Regions from separate parts of the Homo sapiens genome. Here region 1 is linked to region 2. A link is a contact called in ENCODE Hi-C data. All regions are on one chromosome and are shown on one strand. Each heading gives the region's core, a stretch centred on a gene start or an enhancer-like site at or near the end of the contact. The rest is flanking DNA. Distances are from core to core; before and after follow the strand shown. Region 1 overlaps TEX41 (testis expressed 41). Region 2 has its middle 59 kb from the start of TEX41.

The links. Hi-C counts contacts between places; a loop is a spot of excess contacts on that map. Pooled maps may share reads with other maps.
Region 1: a map of ascending aorta shows a loop between it and region 2 (2.2-fold over the local background). The contact joins two enhancer-like sites. A Hi-C loop is called at or near these places in 2 of 168 maps with a recorded cell type or tissue (ascending aorta and endothelial cell of umbilical vein) and 4 of 50 pooled maps.

What each region holds. Positions count from the first base shown.
Region 1 is chr2:144,995,524-145,000,818 of GRCh38, reverse strand. All of the region lies in intron 3 of TEX41 (testis expressed 41), which reads right to left. Among named protein-coding and RNA genes, the nearest start is that of LINC01966, 120 kb to the right of the region's middle. Within about 2 kb of position 1,612, at least 4 of the 41 ENCODE cell types and tissues checked have a DNase peak (open chromatin) inside an H3K27ac peak, as active enhancers do; they include ascending aorta, where a contact is called at or near this core.
Region 2 is chr2:144,606,273-144,611,627 of GRCh38, reverse strand. No RefSeq gene overlaps it. Among named protein-coding and RNA genes, the nearest start is that of TEX41, 59 kb to the left of the region's middle. RefSeq lists an enhancer at 2,106-2,607. Within about 2 kb of position 3,652, at least 5 of the 41 ENCODE cell types and tissues checked have a DNase peak (open chromatin) inside an H3K27ac peak, as active enhancers do; they include ascending aorta, where a contact is called at or near this core.

The DNA of each region.
Region 1 (5,295 bases), core at 363-2,862, 390 kb before region 2:
ATAAAAAGCATGTGTGATTTGAAAAAAAAAAAAATCCAAAACAATTTATAAGTCACCCTCATTTCCTTCCTAATTTGAGATCCAGAGTGGAAAAGAGAATTCTTCCAATGGGAATGGATAATTAATAAAAATTCTTCCACTTCCAATACTCAAAGACTACATAATATAGAAGCTTGGCATCCTCCCAGCTCTTTCATAAATCATCCCACATTATGCAACACTTATTTTTCCAAATAGAGGTAAAAGATTACATCCTTAAGGTCCATTTTATCTAAATGCATCCCTTTTGGCCCAGTGTGTAGAACATATCTAGATTAATGATTGAGGGCATCTAACTATGAAATGAATCACTATTACCTTTCCTTTTTCCACCCCCCCTCTCTCTCTGTTGGCTTTTCTCTAGTACAGGATTTTTCACAGGACAACAGCTTTTGATTTGGACTTTTAACCTCTTTGGATTGAAGTAGAGAGAGGGCATATTAGAACAAAATTTATGGAGAAATTCAAAATTAAATATCAAAGTGTAGGCATGAATGTGTGGGACAATTTTGATTTGTATTTGCTTTCCCACACCATTTTGTATCCCATGGTAGAGGCTGTCATGAGTAGGGAAGTATTCCAGTTAGTGGAACAACGGCCTGTGAATTCATATATTGGCAACATCTTAATTCTGTTCTGTGACTTAATCTCTCTAAGATTTACATTGTAAAAACAGTAATCTAGACATTTCAGGGTTGCTTGCTATCTAAAGATGTAAAAAACAAAAGTACACAAATGAATGGTTTCAAAATGCTTTTGAAAAATAATGTAAACATCACCAAAAGGTTTTGTTTTTAATTGTCAGATGCTTTCTTTCTCATTTTCAGATGATGACAAACACAATGGCAGACACTCAATATTTCTGAGAGTTTTTTAATATGCAAACTTTTTGATTTGAACATTAAGAGTTTGATAGCACACAATAGCCTCTGTGGCTTTAAAATGCCTTAATTATTTTAAATACAAATGTAAAATTCAGACACCTAGTGTTACTTAAATGCACCCAGGTTTCTGTGGTTTAATAATAACATCTGTTTTGGTTTTTCAACCACAAAAGTGCATTTAATCTGTTCTTCCTTTAGTTGAACTTTTCACATCTGCTTCGGCTCGGTTCCCATAAGCTAAAGACCAGATCTTTTCCAAAAGTAGGAAGTCTACCTGTACGACTGTTGTTCTAGCTCAAAAGATCTGTTTTTAATACCAGCTGAAGATTTCAAAAGAATAACAAAAATAAACTTCTTACCCATAATGCACTTCTTATGCTTTTTGGCTTACATATCAGTGCGGTCATTTTATGAATGCAATACTGCCTGGACATTTTAAATTAAAACAGTGAATTGTCAGATCACACATGCCCAGGTAGTCCCTGATCTCTTAAGTTTTTTAATCATGGAAAAAGAGTGTATTCTATTAAGTTAATTTTTCATGAAAAAGTTATACTAAGGATGGACAGTGGCTTAAAAACCTCAGTGGTTTTTTTTGGACACACACTTAGTGCTTATCTGAATCCCATGGGTCCTGAAAAGTAGGCCGGAAAATGTTGCAAGGACAACATTACTTCACAGATTTTCCACAATTGTTTGCTGCCTCCGAGGCTTCAGCTCTTATAACCAATCCTAAGAGACCTATCTAAAATCAGAGACTGTGAAACCAAATCCTAATAAGCGTCTTTGAAAACCAACCAAGGTGCTGAGATGAAACACATTTTTCTTTACGTATGAATTTTGGTAGAGAAAATTATTGAATAAATGAGTGCCTGGGTTAGATATGTGATAATTGTTTTTCTCAAGTGGAAAGATTGACTCTCTTTATCAGCATTCACAAGAGATTGAACAAAGCTGAATATTCAGTCTTTATTTGGACAAGATTTAATTGATATCAAGTTAGTCTAATTATTTTATTTTAGAAAGTTATTTTGAATATGTGAGATGCACATAATTATATATTTTTCCTGATGTATGATTATGTAATTATACGTGGTCCTGTTTACAGGACAGAGCAACACAGCATGCTGCAATTAGTAGGTGTTCAACTCATGTTTGGTGAATGAGGCCTAATGAGGCAATATAATGGAGAGAGCCCGGTAGACTACCTTTGTCGATGCAAACAAGATGATTCTGTGATTTGAATAATTTCCCAATGTCTTACGTAAATAGGAGTTGTCAGCAGGGGTGATTCAACTTAATTCAAAAAATATTTACTGATTGCATGACATGTGCAAGTCACTACAATAAGCAGAGTAACAAATACAGGAATAAGCATGAGTTTTACAAAGTTAAAGTAGCAAATTATGAAAAATGCCTTAAGAAAAATAGCAAAACACTGTTATGGTGGAAATAGCATTTGAGACAGGCCTTGAAAGAAAAGTCATCAAAATTTGGAGAGTGTTGAATACGAGAGTTTTGAACGAAAGGTGAGAAAGAAAGTGATCTGGTAAGACAGCAAAAGATTTCAGGTCTAGAGAACATAATTAGGAAAAGTAGAGAATGACAAGCAGTTTCATTTGTCTCATGGACAAGGATAAAGATAGAAGAGTAGCCTGGTGGTATGCTATGGAACACTTTAAATGCTCTGCCAAGGAGCAGGCACATCATATAGTAGACAATGAGAGCCTGAATCTTCAAATTAGGTTTTCTTAATGGTATTCAAATATTTACCACAAATTTCCATCATTTTGCCAGCAAAGACAGATCTAAACAAGTACATTTTTTTCCAAACTTGGTCAAAATCATTTGGTATTGCTCTTAAATTTATTTTTCATTTAAAAGATAAGTCGTGGAGGGGGATATCTGTCAAATTTTCTGAACCTTACATTCATTGCTGGGCTTGAAGATAAAGCATAAGAGGTCCTTTTACAGTTCACGCAGAAGAAACAGTCTCTGGAAGAGAGAAGGAAACCCTTAAAAATATGAGTAGAAAAGCCATTTGTGGAACTTCTTGCACCCAAATACTCAAAATTAAGTGCTATCAAGATCTATTTGACTATTGGCAATTCTAAGAAGAAGGCTCCCTATATAAACCATTAGTTAAATGACAGTTATTGAGATTTTTATTTAATGACAAGGAGGAAGGAGAATATGACACAAAATAAGACAAAGACTTTTCCTGTGTGATTTTGGATCTAAGCACTTATTTATAACTATTGTAAATATAACTAATATTTTGGTCACTTTGTTGAGAGAGTCATAAAATCAACTCTATAAATATTAATTGAGAAAAGCACCACGATGAAATTTTTCAATGCTTTAACATAACAGTGATGGGATGTTGAGAAATACGGAATTTTGTTTTGTTTTGTTTTCATCATGATGCTACACAGACAGAATAGGGATGTACATAGCTAGGTGTGTCTATCTGTGTGTTATAGACACATACACACATAAAGGAAATATAATTTTAATATTTCTGCCAGTCTGAGATTAAATAGAGTGATATGGGTCACACCCTCGGTGGTTCTTTATTTACCTTTTATGGGGACATGACAATGTGGATGGAATATGGAACAGAAAGGAGAAAAAGATTTAGTATGCTCCAAATGTCCCAAACCAGCTTGTTATTATTATCCCTATATCTTCTTCACTCCAACCTGACCTGCTTCCAGTATTATCTCCCATCTACTGAAGAATATAAAGCAATGCTCATGACTTCCGGCCCTATATCCAACCCAACATAATGCCTTACACCTTTACTCATGAAGTATTTTTCAATTTCAATTCTATCACCAATTCTACCACCCTAATCCAAGCCACCACTGTGCCACATGTAGAGGCCCGTGATAGTACATTATCTGTTCTAGTTTCACCCCCCCACCCCAACCCTTCTCCAATTCATTTTCCATGCAGCGGGCAGATGGCTATGATCTTGTCACCACCCACTACCTATCTCTATCCCTTGCTATTGCTCTTAGGATGTTTCTCACTGTTGTACCTATTCCATTTAGCTATGATGGAATTAAATTTATTTTAATTGCTGTGCTCAGATGGGAAGAAAGACTGATAAATAATGAGATAAATGAGGGAACTGGAAATATTCAGAGATTGGTCATTTTGCTTTTATGCCCTGAAGCAATGATATTTCACATTAAATAAATTTTTTTAAAAAAGGCAGTTTCTTCTCCAGGGCAACATTATCTTTGTTTTTTTATAGAGTTCCCATGATTACTCATTGGTTTGGTATTCTGGAGTTTGTGGACTTTATTCAGAATATGAGAAACCTAATTCTTTATAAGTCAAAAGCAAGTACTGAAAATTTAATTCATAAAGAAAAGAGTTTTCCACATATTTTCACAGGCTTCCTTAAAAATCTTCCCCATTTTGCTCGTCACAGTACTTCCAGAAGGGATCGTGTTATTACGCAAGATTTCAAGTAGGGCTGCTATTGAGGAGGCTACCTGGACTCAATTTTTAACTTTATATTTCAGAATTCCACCATGTGTTTTTCCTTCTCATAAAGGATCAAAACCACATCATGACAGAACAATCTGTGAGAATCATAGGCTTTTAACAAGGAAGAAACGGATTAAAAAATACTTCACGCCTTATTAAAGAAATCCCTATGTTCCTCAAAAGCACTTTTTAGCATCTTATTAGTGGCATTTGATCTGACTGACATATTGACCAGTAATTGGAGCAGAAGATGGATCTATTCCACTTAGATCACAAAGGGAATAAAAATTTTGGCTGTAAATTCAAGACGGACAACTTCCAAATAATTTCTTTAGAATAACTCCCTATAAAACAGCCTTCTAAGTTGTTCTAGATACATCGTCAGATTCTTTAATAAATCACTGGCCAATAGGTGAACCTTATTGTTTTTATTTGGATTTGGAAATAAACCAAAATAGGATTGATCTGAAAGTGAAAGTGACTTTAAATGCCCACCCTCTACTCATATCAATAGAAAAATCTATATTGGTAGCTAAAACATTATTGGATAATATTTTGTTGTTGTTCGGCTTGTGTTTTTTCTTTTTCTTTTTTTTTGTTATCTCACCACTCACACATTAACTTTCATTGGTTTCAGTATCATATTCTCATTGAGTAACTGCTTCTCAAGTTGGAATGAGACAGTTATTTCATCATTTTCTAAAATTTCTTAAATAGCCAAATAGCTCTAACTTTAACACAATGATAAATGTTTCACTATTTCACAATTATGTGAAACAACAAGCTATAAACCAACGAAGCATCTACAGAGCATACTCAAATATTTCGTTTGTAACTATACTAAAAAACTCTCATTATCTAGATCACTACC
Region 2 (5,355 bases), core at 2,403-4,902:
TGGGCAAGGCCTGAAAAATCTTGCACACTCTGGCTCCCCTCCTTAGTGCTCCCATATGCAAGATCACCTCTATAACTGCTGCTTTTCTTGAGAATCACCTCAACTAGAATGTGAATTCCTCCTGCACAGGAACTATGTCTTTCCTTTTTTATACCTGGTGGCCATTACAATGCCTGGAAAATACTAGGAGGTCAATAAATCCTTATGTAGAGAAGGAAAAGGGGAAAGAGGGAGCAAGAGAGGATAGTAGGAAAGAAAGGAGAGAAAGAAGGGAGAAGAAAAGAAGTTCCTCCTAGCCCTGAGATCCTTCTGATTTTGAAACTGAATTTTCAGAGCCTCTTTCGCCCCCAGTAGCTTTGTTAGCAGCATACAGGAAAGTAGCTTTGAACTCTTGGGCAACCCCCAAGGCAGTAAAATCAGTCCTTGCCAAACCCAGTCTACTCCAACGATGAGTTGATTGTTTTATGGCACTGACCTAGAAAGCCTTTTAAAGTGAATCCAATCTCTCCTGACTTTGAACTCCCTCAAGAGTCACTATCCTTCACCATCTCTGAACTGCTGGGTTCCCAATACATACATCAAGATAGTCTCTGGGCCACCAGTGTCCTCAGAATTTTTTTTAACCAGAGGATCCCAGAGGCTGGGCAGCCCCACATGCCAACTTCCAAAAAAGTCTTACTCTGGGACCACTCAGCAGATGGTCCTAATTGTGAGCTGCACTCACACCAAACCATGGGTAATGTTCTGCCCTTTCCCCTGAAACCCTATTTGCACAATGACAAAATCCTACAAGTATGGCACATATTGTATCGTTATCCAATAGGTCATGGGGCCCTTTTTTCCATTAAAAAAAAAAAAAAAGCTAAACTGAGACATAGGCTAAATGAGAGCCAAAGTATTTTGAAAAGTTATAATGAATTCTTATGAAAGAAATTATATTATGCATAATATAAACATCTGTATTTAAGGAAGATAATGGTTTAGCTCCAGGAAATAATAGCTAAGTAGTGATGACTTAAGCAAATGTTATATAATTAATGGAAATAAAAATTATATACTGTTACAGTTAAGGGATGCTTGGGAGAATGGGACAGGAGGTAACTCATATCAATAGACTCAGTGCACTAAAGAGAATTAAAGCTTCTGTGAAACAGGCTTCCCCAAAGAGGAAAACTACAAAAAGATCAAACTTCCTGAGGTTCAAATATGTTAAGTTCTACTATTTAAGCCCCATTACACATATAGTTACTGGCAATAGCCATTTCTTACCTTCAACAGGGTCAATTTACCTCTTAAAATGAGATATTTAAAGGCAGGCTGCTGGCCTGGTGTCTTGGATGGCAGATCACAGAGTTCCAAAGCCCTTAAGATGTAGCACTAGTTCTGACTAAGTCGTAATTAACTTCATCGGGAGTTACATGATAGCAACATAGAACAGAATTTGGCTGAACATTTTTAGTATTCTTCCACTTGGTAATTACTACTTCAATGGGAATTTCAAGTAAGAAACAGAGGGCAGAATTTGGACCACAAAGAGAAGTACATCAAGTTAACTGGCCCAATTTATAACGCCAATAACAGAGTGTATTAAAATCTCCCATGAAACATCCCCATTAATGCATCGATTGCATCATGAATGTGAATTGAACCCCAAACTGATTACCCAGGTTCTGTACTAAGTCCCCAGGAAGGGCAATGTGTAGAGGAGAATATGGCTAGGGAACGGCTCCATATACCAGATAACCACCCTAGAAGGCAATTATGTAAAAGCTAAGTAAAGAGCTGGACACTGCTGGGCAGTTTAACCACATAAGAAATTCTTAGGAGCCATTACAGCTCCCGTCTGGGCATTAAATATCTGAAGAATAAGATTAGGCCACTAAGATTTGGGCTTGTGCTTCAAAATGAAAACCCAATGCTAAGTTCAGAATTATACCTAAAATGATAGTTACACATTACAGAACTTCAAATTATACAATATACAACTTTTTACTACCATTAATTGTGGAACATAACATTTCCTGAAACTCTATCATAATTCTCCTTCAAAAGTGTTTATATTATACATGACCTAATTTTTATCATAAAAACTGAGACTTAATTTTTTTGGCTTGCTTGCTTTAAATTATAGTATTTAGTTGGAAACTAATTTTAGGGTATTATCAATTTGACATTTGAGTTTAAAGTACACTGAAAAAATACAAACTTATGCAGAATATAGAAAGATTATATCTTAAAAATATATTCTCTTCTTTGCTACCTGTGTTCCTCTAAGTAATTCACCTGAGGCACTTAAGAAAAGACTTAATACATTTCCTGAGGGCCAATCCACAATCCCCTTGATGTGGTGTCTGGCCAGACTTTCAATTGAAGGCCATTAACACCACTTCTCCAACCAGCCTTGAGCTAACTCTCCCCTGTCCTCAAGTCTTGAAGTTCACCACCCCTCAACAGCCCCCATTTCTGGGTGGCCATAGCATTGAGAAACAAAAGAAAAATCATAGCAACATGCCCTACCAAGTAAAGCAGACTGCACTCCATAGGCCAGCCCATTCATCAATGCACCATGTTTGTTAACATTCTGAAAGACATTTGTACAGAGAACAAATTGACGGAGCTCATGTTTATATCAGAAATCTCAGAAATGGCAGGGGATTTATTCGTGGAATCTTAATACCCATTCAGACTGTCATAAAACACAAAGGACCAGATTCAATAAAAACTCTGTCCAACTTCCACAACACTAAAGTCTGTGTGAGCCTTCAAAACAAAATCAATTTTTCCAGCTTTGCAAAGGGCTGTTCAGACTTCGGTAGCATGGAAGCCAGCTGGGGCATTTCCTAACTCATCCCCTAAATTAGTTTCAAAAGTAGTTTTGAAGACCACATTTGATCAGAAGAATTTGCACACTTTCCTCTCTCTCACTCTCTCCCTTTCTCCTCTTTTTCTCCCCCTTTTTAAAAAACACATTTCATAGTACATCACATGGAGAACAAACAACAGAACTGCAGCATATGTCTCATGCAGTTAAAAGCTTCAAAACTGGCCTGTAAAACGGAATTCTTTGGTACACAGTGAAAAAATATTTTTTGATTCCATAATCCATACTGCAGGAAAGTTGGGTGTAATCATTTTTGAAAGTTGCTGCGTCCATGGACAGCTGTTCTTCATACATACTGAGAATGTTTCCTTTACATTCCTAAGGACATGAGAGTTTGACAGCAAGCCAATACCTTTGGAAATGGTGAAAGCTAAACAAACCCCATACTGATGCTTTTACTCTCTCAACAAACTTTCTCCCACAACTAAAATGTTAAAACTTTTACCCCACAGCCCACATTCTGAGATTAGTCCAATAACTAATGTTCTGTCCAAGTAAAATACATTTTGTCATAGCTTGAAAATGTTACCTTTCACAGAAGTATAGTATTTCTGACCAGCAGGGAACATATGTCAACATTATCTATTATTACCCAATGTCAGGACCAAAAAGGGAAGGTGGGTGGTGGATGTTAATAACGACTTAAGCGATTTCTAAAAGAGGCATTTGAGAAGTACAAAGCCAGAAGTTTCAAATGTTTTGTCTTATTTTCGCTGTGTCAGCAACCTGCCCCCCCCACAAGAACAAACCTAATGCTGCCTCCGACTTGACGCCTAGTTCTCTTTTCAATTTTAGCCAACGCTTTGCTAAGCTGGAAAGTTTGAAAAATACCCTAGAAAACTTCTCCACCAGAAAATGAAAAACAAAAACATATGACCAGCAATGATGAAAGCAACTCCCACTCGCTAAGAAAAAGATTTTCAATCACAGAAGCACACAGCTTTTGGATTTGAACATTTATTTTCATTTTTCTAGCTACTTGTCTGGTGTTTAGATTTGGGGGTTGGGTTTCTTGTTGGACATTGGAAGAGACAGGGGAAATGCTGGTTGGGAGTGTAATTGTATTTAAGCAATTTTCACAAAGGTAAGCAGAAAGCATTCTCCTCAACCAACAAGGCTACAGGGGAGACAACTGCTCATTCTCAGTTGAATACGGATTCCCCTGCAGGAGTGGAAAGACACCTTCCATAACTGACCAGAGGAGGATATGTGTGTGTCTCTTGCCCTTCCTAACGTTGGATCAAGCTGTGGCACATAATATCGTGTGAACCTGTGGTTCACCATGCCCCCAACCTGGGCAGCCATGACCAGGAACTGAAAACAGACTTTGAGGCACCACGACTGGGAGCAATCAAGTTTTTGTTGTTTCCGTGGGCCATGCGGTTCTATGCAGTGTTTCCCAAGGAAAAGAGACTTGAGTTCTACTTCTCCACATGAACATCTTGGGGAAGAGATTACTTTGGGACAGGGGTCAAGACTCGTGTCCTGGTTCAGGCCCGGAACAGGAAGTATTGGAGTAATATGTCCCCTCGAGTCCTGGAGATTTGTGTAGTTTCCCTTGGGGACTTAGTGTCTCGGGGTCCTGGGCATATTGGAAAGTAGGTTCTCACTCACTTATCTCTTTGGTCACCTTAAAAATGAATCCTTCCATGTGAAGAAATCGTTCAGGAGAGATTATAGAGTAAAACCATTTAAATACATTCCTCATGATAAAAAGACTCCTACAACTACAGAAAACTCAAACCATGGCACAGCATGTGCCACAGACTGGAGGAAGGCAGCAGGGCTTATTGTTTTGACTTTTGGAGGAAGTTATCCTAATTTGTTCTTCCTCATCTCACTCAGCTTCTGAGGACAGAAGTCATAGAATGATGGGTTCCTTCTAGATACCAGTAAGACAAAAAGGAGATCTTAATTACTTATGTAGTCTACATTGCTACCCAAACAGTATTTTAATTGCTAAATGGCAGAAGTTTATATTCATCCCACAATTGAATGCTACATCTAAAATGATCAAATTACAGGGGATTTTCTGCTCTTTGTGTACAGTGCTGTTGCCCAAGGCACCAAGCAGAAGAGAGTGCTTTGAGGCAATGTTTCCAGGACTGTGGGAGAGGTGGAATGCCCTCAGTTCCCTCAGTTCATCAGTCCTCATTCACCTACTCCTCTTGGGCCCATGTTGGATTAGGAGTTTGGTTTTATTCATGGTAGAGGATACAGTTAACTGGCCACCTTTCATTTAGCACATGCCTCCTGTGAACTTCCACCTGAGATGAAAAACCACAGTAGATGTTGTATAAAAATAGTGCTAACTTAAACACACAGATTGTCTTTTAGCAGAATCATTAAATGCTGAGATGGAAAAGAAACTTAAAGGTTTAGCCTCCTTAGTTTTAAAGTACACAATTAAAACCCAGAGACGAATTGCCCAGAGGCGAATTTGCTGTCACACATCTTAGCAGATGCCCTGATTC